Regions from separate parts of the Homo sapiens genome. Here region 1 is linked to region 2. Evidence: chromatin contacts called from ENCODE Hi-C data. All regions are on one chromosome and are shown on one strand. The core of a region is the stretch at or near the end of the contact, and the rest is flanking DNA. Distances in the headings are between cores, read along the strand shown.

What was found. A loop is a pair of places that touch in the nucleus more often than their neighbours do. Pooled maps may share reads with other maps.
Region 1: a map of K562 shows a loop between it and region 2 (2.4-fold over the local background). The contact joins two enhancer-like sites. A Hi-C loop is called at or near these places in 1 of 168 maps with a recorded cell type or tissue (K562), 14 of 37 single-sample maps with no recorded cell type and 9 of 50 pooled maps.

The regions. Positions count from the first base shown.
Region 1 is chr2:138,473,921-138,477,285 of GRCh38, reverse strand. No RefSeq gene overlaps it. Among named protein-coding and RNA genes, the nearest start is that of SPOPL-DT, 26 kb to the left of the region's middle. Within about 2 kb of position 1,830, at least 3 of the 41 ENCODE cell types and tissues checked have a DNase peak (open chromatin) inside an H3K27ac peak, as active enhancers do.
Region 2 is chr2:138,707,041-138,710,423 of GRCh38, reverse strand. All of the region lies in intron 1 of NXPH2 (neurexophilin 2), which reads left to right. Among named protein-coding and RNA genes, the nearest start is that of NXPH2, 72 kb to the left of the region's middle. Within about 2 kb of position 1,251, at least 2 of the 41 ENCODE cell types and tissues checked have a DNase peak (open chromatin) inside an H3K27ac peak, as active enhancers do.

The DNA of each region.
Region 1 (3,365 bases), core at 581-3,080, 230 kb after region 2:
CCTTAATGAACTTATTTTCTTTACTTTTGTATTCTCCAGGTCTATCCAGCTGAAGTCAAAAATGCCCCTCTCAGGCTGCCCCCAGTGACTCCAGTTTCCTAGCAGAGCCTAACCAGGTCAGGTAGTAAAAGCAGTTTTCTTAGCACCACCTATAGACAGTCTAGAAGTATTATTCCTGATTTGTAATTGGTATGGTCCTGCCAAGCTCCTGGAGCATGTAAACCTTCTGTTGCAGGGTTTTTGTTTCTCCCCTGTTACCCACCATATTAATTCAGATCATGAATCTGCTACGCTTTCCTTGCTGGGCTTGAGATACTCCTCAAGCTGCAATTCGCTTGGCTGTGACTCCAACTCCCTATGTGGCTTGTATCAAGCCTCTCTCCTGTGGATCCTGGCTCCTGGCAAGAAGCTTGCTGTGACAAGAGTTATAATCAACATCAGATGGATTTCTGATGCTTTCCCTACCTGACTGATGGGGACCCTTAGTTACTCAGCATTGGGCTTCCATATCTTTTGATTTTTGGGCATTGGAATTCCTGGCTAGTCCCCCAGAAGCTAGCTGTTCAAGATTGGCAGGTCTTATGTTCTTCAAAGTCTCAGCTTCTGCTCCTTTCTTATTGATACAAATTGCGAAGGTACCAGGATGCCTCATGTCTCAGTCTGCCTAATTTGTAATACTATAGTGCTTATCCATATATACACATATAAATGCATTTGTTTTTATTACTGTAAGACAAAATACACTAAAGAATAAGGCATTGTATCTCCAATTCTTTCATTAGAATCCTCAGATCATGATGTACAAGAAATATCTTTAAAGCCCTGAAGCCACTGCTTGTTTGATCCTTGAGAGCCATAACTACTATCTATAACTTGTTCATGCACTTCTGCATCTATGACTCACCTAAATGAAATTTCATAAACCTACCTGAGGTCTAATAGAATGCACTGCTCTTAATTCCTTGCTTAATTTCATTACTTGATGGTTTCTGGACTACCCAGAACTTCAGAAGGCATTCCTTTCCCTAACAATCTAATTTACATCTAAAGTTGCATTAAATTTAGTCTTTGACTAAGTTGAGCCAAAAACATGATGCTGATATCTAAATAACATGATTTTACTTTATAGACTCTGATAGTTGAGAGATATCAAAGTTGTCACTCTGGTACGAAAGTTTTATTCTCCACAGCACAACCTGAATAGTTCTGAATTTCTTTCTATCAACTAAACACATTTTTCTATCAACACATGTTTTAATTCCCCTTTGCCTCCTGGAAACCTTTTCCTTCCTGGCATATTTCCATGATCATTTTTTAAATGCTATTCAGAAACCTTCATTTTCTCTAATACAAGAAACCATGGTGAAGCGTTCATTGCTCAGACTTTCTTTACCTTGGGCTTTTGTAATGGAGAGTAGATTCTTCTTTGGAATGTGAAGTTTATATTAATAGTAATCTCAGGCAAAAGCATAATTATGGCACATGCAAGGCTCCAGAACAGTCTCATTGATGTCCCTGCTTCCTGGGCTTACAGTGAACTCCAGACAGACTTCTGTGGTTCCACCAATGAACTGCTGGGCAACTTTTGTCTTAGTCACTAAGAATTACTGTCAATAATGTTTTAAATTCTTTCTGACTTTTGTCTTCCTCTCAAGCTACTAACTTCCACTAATCTGACACGTGTGAGTAAACTTCACTTTGCAAGTATCTGTTCCTGTTTACCTTGTGGACGTTAGACAGCCTATTGAATACGGTTCACAAGTGTTGTCCCAGGGATTTTTAGTCAGTTACCATCATCGGGGGATTCCCTTTATCACTCCTTTAAATTTAATCCTCTGTTTGCTTGACACTAGTCTTCCTCTTTCTTTATTTACTTCTTTTTGATGAAGACTTTGCCTTTGTCAGGCAACTAATGGAGAAGTTCAGTCAGAGTTCAACCAGAGAAACAGAACTAATAGGCAATATACACTAAGGATTTTTTTTTTTTTTTTTGAGTCAGGGTCTCACTCTGTCACCCAGGCTGCAGTTGTGGGAGCTGGTTAGACAAGTCCAAAATGTATCAAGCTGAAGCTGATAGGTAGAATTTCTTCTTCCAGGAAACCATTCTGCTGTAAAGCTTTTCAACTGATTGAATTAGGGCCACTCAGATGATATAGGATTATCTCTTTTACTTAAAGTCAACTGACTGTAGATGTCTATTTTATCTATTCTTTCTTTCTTGAAATCTGAAAGATTGTCTCCTGTCTGTAAGAAAGCTTGAGATCTGGAATATTGTCTTAGCAGGCTGTAAGCTTGGTGAACCACCCTTATTTATTGATAGAATTTACCTCAGGTGACCTAGATATAGTCTCTCTTCTTCTTGGATAGTACAAATTTTTATAAATCTTTAGTTTTGATACCACCTTTTCTAGCTTCGGTTTGAATTACTGGGCTTCTATAAACACATCCCATCCTTTCTACAGATGGATTTGATTGATTGTTATATTTTTTATTTACATTTGATTATTTGACTGGATTTTGATCTCCTCAGGAAAAAGAAAATGTCTCCTCAGGAAAAAGAAAATATCTCTTGAATATGAAACTTCTACAGTTGGTGACTTTCAACTTCTGTATTTTAATTCTCAGTGGTTTCATTCTCATATTTTGGCCTTTTTATGATCTGGCCTAAGCTTCTGAGAGTTTATAATTGTAGCCATCCAGATAACATAAGCTACATGTAAATTTGAACTTCTAGTATGGAGATTCTAAGAATCTGGACATTCTGTTCTTTAATCACTGGAAAGCAACTTAAAAGTTTAGCATCCAATTTCCTGCTACTATGACAAATTCCACACTAAACATCATGGGAAAAATACATTCCAGCTTCATCCACATTAGCAATGAATTTCAATTCATAACCTTACACAGTTGTCTTTAGAAGTACTAGCATTCCCTTCCCACGTTCTTATCTATAGCTACAGCCTCCAACCCATTTCCTGAGACATATGGTTCTGTATTTCTTGGAAGGTTCGCAGCAATTCATTACTACATTCAAAATCCCCTGAGTCCAGCTACAATGCAGGGTAATTACTCCAACGTGGAGAAGAGTCAAACTGCATGTGAACGTGCTTCTCCAATAATTATAACCCATATCTTCAAAAGAGTGACAAGCATTTTTGCTTAGCTTTTAGAATCATAAGGTGGAAGCTCAGTTAAGTACTTTGCATAATGCTATTTTGGACAGTAATCATTGGGAGTACATAGGCTTTATTCAGTATTGAACCATTGGTAAGCATTTAAAAATATTTGTACACACACACACACACACACACACACACACACACACACAAACAGGACTTGACAATATCACTGCCCCTGCTCAGTAG
Region 2 (3,383 bases), core at 2-2,501:
ATATATACCCAAAATAATTGAAAACAGGGACTCAAGCAAATACTTTTATACCAATCTTCATTACAGCATTATTCACAATTGCCAAAGGTGGGAACAACCCAAGTATTCATCAAGAGGTGATGAATAAACAAAACGTGGTACATACATACAATTAAATGTTATTTAGCCGTAAAAAGGAATGGAGTTCTGATATATTTACGGCATGGACAAACCTGAAAACATTATGCTAAGTGATACAAGTGAGACACAAAAGGACAAATATTGTATGACTCCACTAACATGAAATATTAAATAATAAGTAAATTCATAGAGACAGGAAGTAAGTCACCAGGGGCTGGGAGGAATGGGAGTTATTGCTTGATGTTTAACAGAGTTCCTTTTTGAAGTGATGGAATAGTTTGAGAAATAGACAGTTGTGATGGTTGCACAATATTGTGAATACAAGTAATGCCACTGAATTGTACACATAAAAGAGGTTAAAATTAGGAAGCAACCAAAATATCCTTCAGTAGGTGAATGGATAAATAAATTGTGGTAAATCCAGGCAATGGAATGTTATTCCACAGGTGAAAGAAATGATTAAACCATGAAAAGACATGGAGAAACTTTAAATGTACAATACTAAGTGAAATACTAAGACACTGATCTGAAAATAGTACTTACTGATTCCAATTAGATGATATTCTGGGCAAGGTAAAACTAGGGAGACAGTAAAAGAATTAGGGGTTGGGGAGAGGACGGGATGAATAGGCAAAGCACAGAGGATTTTTAGGGCAGTGAAACTATTTAGTATGCTCCTATAATGGTGGGTACATGTCATTATACATTTGTCAAAACCCATAGGATTCAGCAAGAGTGAACCCTAACATAAACATGGACTTGAGGTGGTAGTTATGTGTCAATGTAGGATTGATTGTAACAAATGCACCACACTGGTGGGGGGAAAGGTGGTAATGGGGCAGCTGTGGGTAGGGAGGGGGGCAGGGGTATATGGGAAATCTCTGTACTTGGCTGCTAATTTTGCTGTGAACTCAAAACTGCTCTAAAAAATAAAGTCTGTTAATAATGGTTAAGATGACAAATTTTGTTATCTCTATTTCACCAAAATAAAATAAAATTATAAAAAGAGAAACTGTGAAGGCTGCTGTAGGATTTAGGATGGGAGAGAAAGTGCAGTGTGAGCCTCCCCTGGGCAGCTGCCCCTGTTTCCCTGAGAGGATAGAAGGGGCTGTTGTACCGTCTCGAGTGGAGCCAGCACCCCAGCATCCCCCAGCGACTCTCAGAGTCAGCCTTGTGGGACCTAAATAGCTTCCTCGTTGATTGGAATTAGCTCCATTGCCAGTCCCTGCTGCTAGAATACATGTGTGGACCAGGGGAGTATTTGAAGTGCTGGTTTCTGAAGCTTTTTGTTTGGTAGAATGCCAAAGAACACAGCTTTTGCTGTCATAATTGGTCTAAATTTAAATGCTCACTTGTTTTTGTTTCAGACTGGTTTGTGTGTGCATGGACACAGCTTAAGTTTGTGGGTATAGAGTATATTTTGTCAACATGGAGAGAGTGAATCAGAGCTTTTGTTGTCTAAATCAGCCCTTGTTTTCAGTCCCGATGTCCCTATGCTTTGATAAATGTCCTCCAGCCTGTGAGTCAAGGAGAGGTTGGAATCCAACTACTTAATTGGAGGTTTTCCAGTTCACAGTAGTTAACTTTTCTGCAACTTGTCTCCTTAATTTAGAACAACATTCAAAGAATAATAAGCACTATACCTCACATTAGCTTGGCCTATTTCTAGACTGCTATATAGAGTATTCAGAACTAAAAGACATTTGTTGTCTTTCAGGAGTTTTCAGTATGATTGTAGAGGAAAAAGAAAACTCTGGAAATGTATTAGCAATGTTCACTCAAATTGCTAAATGAGCTGGTTTAATAGTTTTCAGTGAATGCAGCATTAATTTGCATATTAAATCACATTACATCTTCTTCCATTAATGAAATTATTTTTAGATTTAGGCAATCAATACAGTCCTTTGCAATATTAAAATCCTGATGTACAAAATAGTGCCAGCTCAATTGTATGTTCAGATACTTTCTAAAACATCTTAATTCATTGATACTCATTCTTCTCTCAAGTTCAAGTTCATGGCCGGGGAGATAGTTGTGAAGTGGGCAGCGTGTGTGACGGCTGAGGAAAGTAGCAGCTGTCTTGTTGTTATTGTTGTTTTTCCAGATCGGCTTTCCTGTTGTCCCATGCCAGAAAAACAATGAAATTCTGTGATTTAAACACATTTATTAAATGCCCTGTGTAGTAGGGTAAGTGCAGTTATGGACAAGACAAGCACAGTGCCACACATGAGGCTCTATAAGAGGAGACAGCCCTGGCATCTTGGGACAGTCAGATTTGTGACTGCCATCACAAATTATTTCAGTAAGAGAGAAATGGAGGGAGTATCTGTAGTAATCAGCTTGACTGTCCAGGGAGTCTTCTGACAAGGTCAGATTTTAAAAGGGCAGACACAAGTCTTACTTATTAAATTAGCTAATGACATGAGGCTTAGAGAGAGAGGGACCTATTGGCTGACAGGATTCAAAAGGATCTCAGGCTAGAATGATGGGCCAAATCCACAGAGAAGAAAGTTACAAGGGATAATTTTAAGACCTGGCACTTGGATACAAAAAGAACACCACCACCAGAGGATAAAGGATATATGGTTAGCAAGTATGGAAAAGTTTTAGTTGAAAATAAACTAAAGTTGTGAGTCATCAATATGGCAAAAGCTTTCCAAATGTGCATAAGCTTCCCAGAATGCTTATGCAACCCTAGACTGTATTAATAGACTGTGGTATTTAGTGAGAGGAAAGTGATAGCATAAAGCATTTGGAGGCAGTACACACAGATGTCAAGCAAATGCTCTTTGGGGTCAGACAACCCAGTTTTAGATCCCAGCTCCAACTCACAGTGTAGTAGAAGCTTTTCTCCCCCCCAGATCAGGCCACAAGTGATTCATAAAAATATCCAACATACATGAAACTTTTAAACTTAAATGCTGAAGGTTCATTCTTTCACAAATTATTTGATGTAGGATCAAACCTTTTCCTTTGAGGGCATATCAAGTACACATTGGTATGGCCATATCTGGATTTTGTGGCTGGCCTTTGTTCTCATTTGTTTGATATGTGTTCTGATTGGTTATAACAATATGTGAATATCATCCTTCAGAATATGAATCCCCTGACTGAAGTTTGTCATTTAAATAAAACTCACCCATATTGAATCATCTAAGAAGATTCCTAGCTGTTGCTTCTTCTTCTTGCTCTTTTTTTTTTTTTTTTTTGTCATGGGGCAAGTACTTAAAGTCATCTTCCAATCAATCTAAATCTTTCTAGAA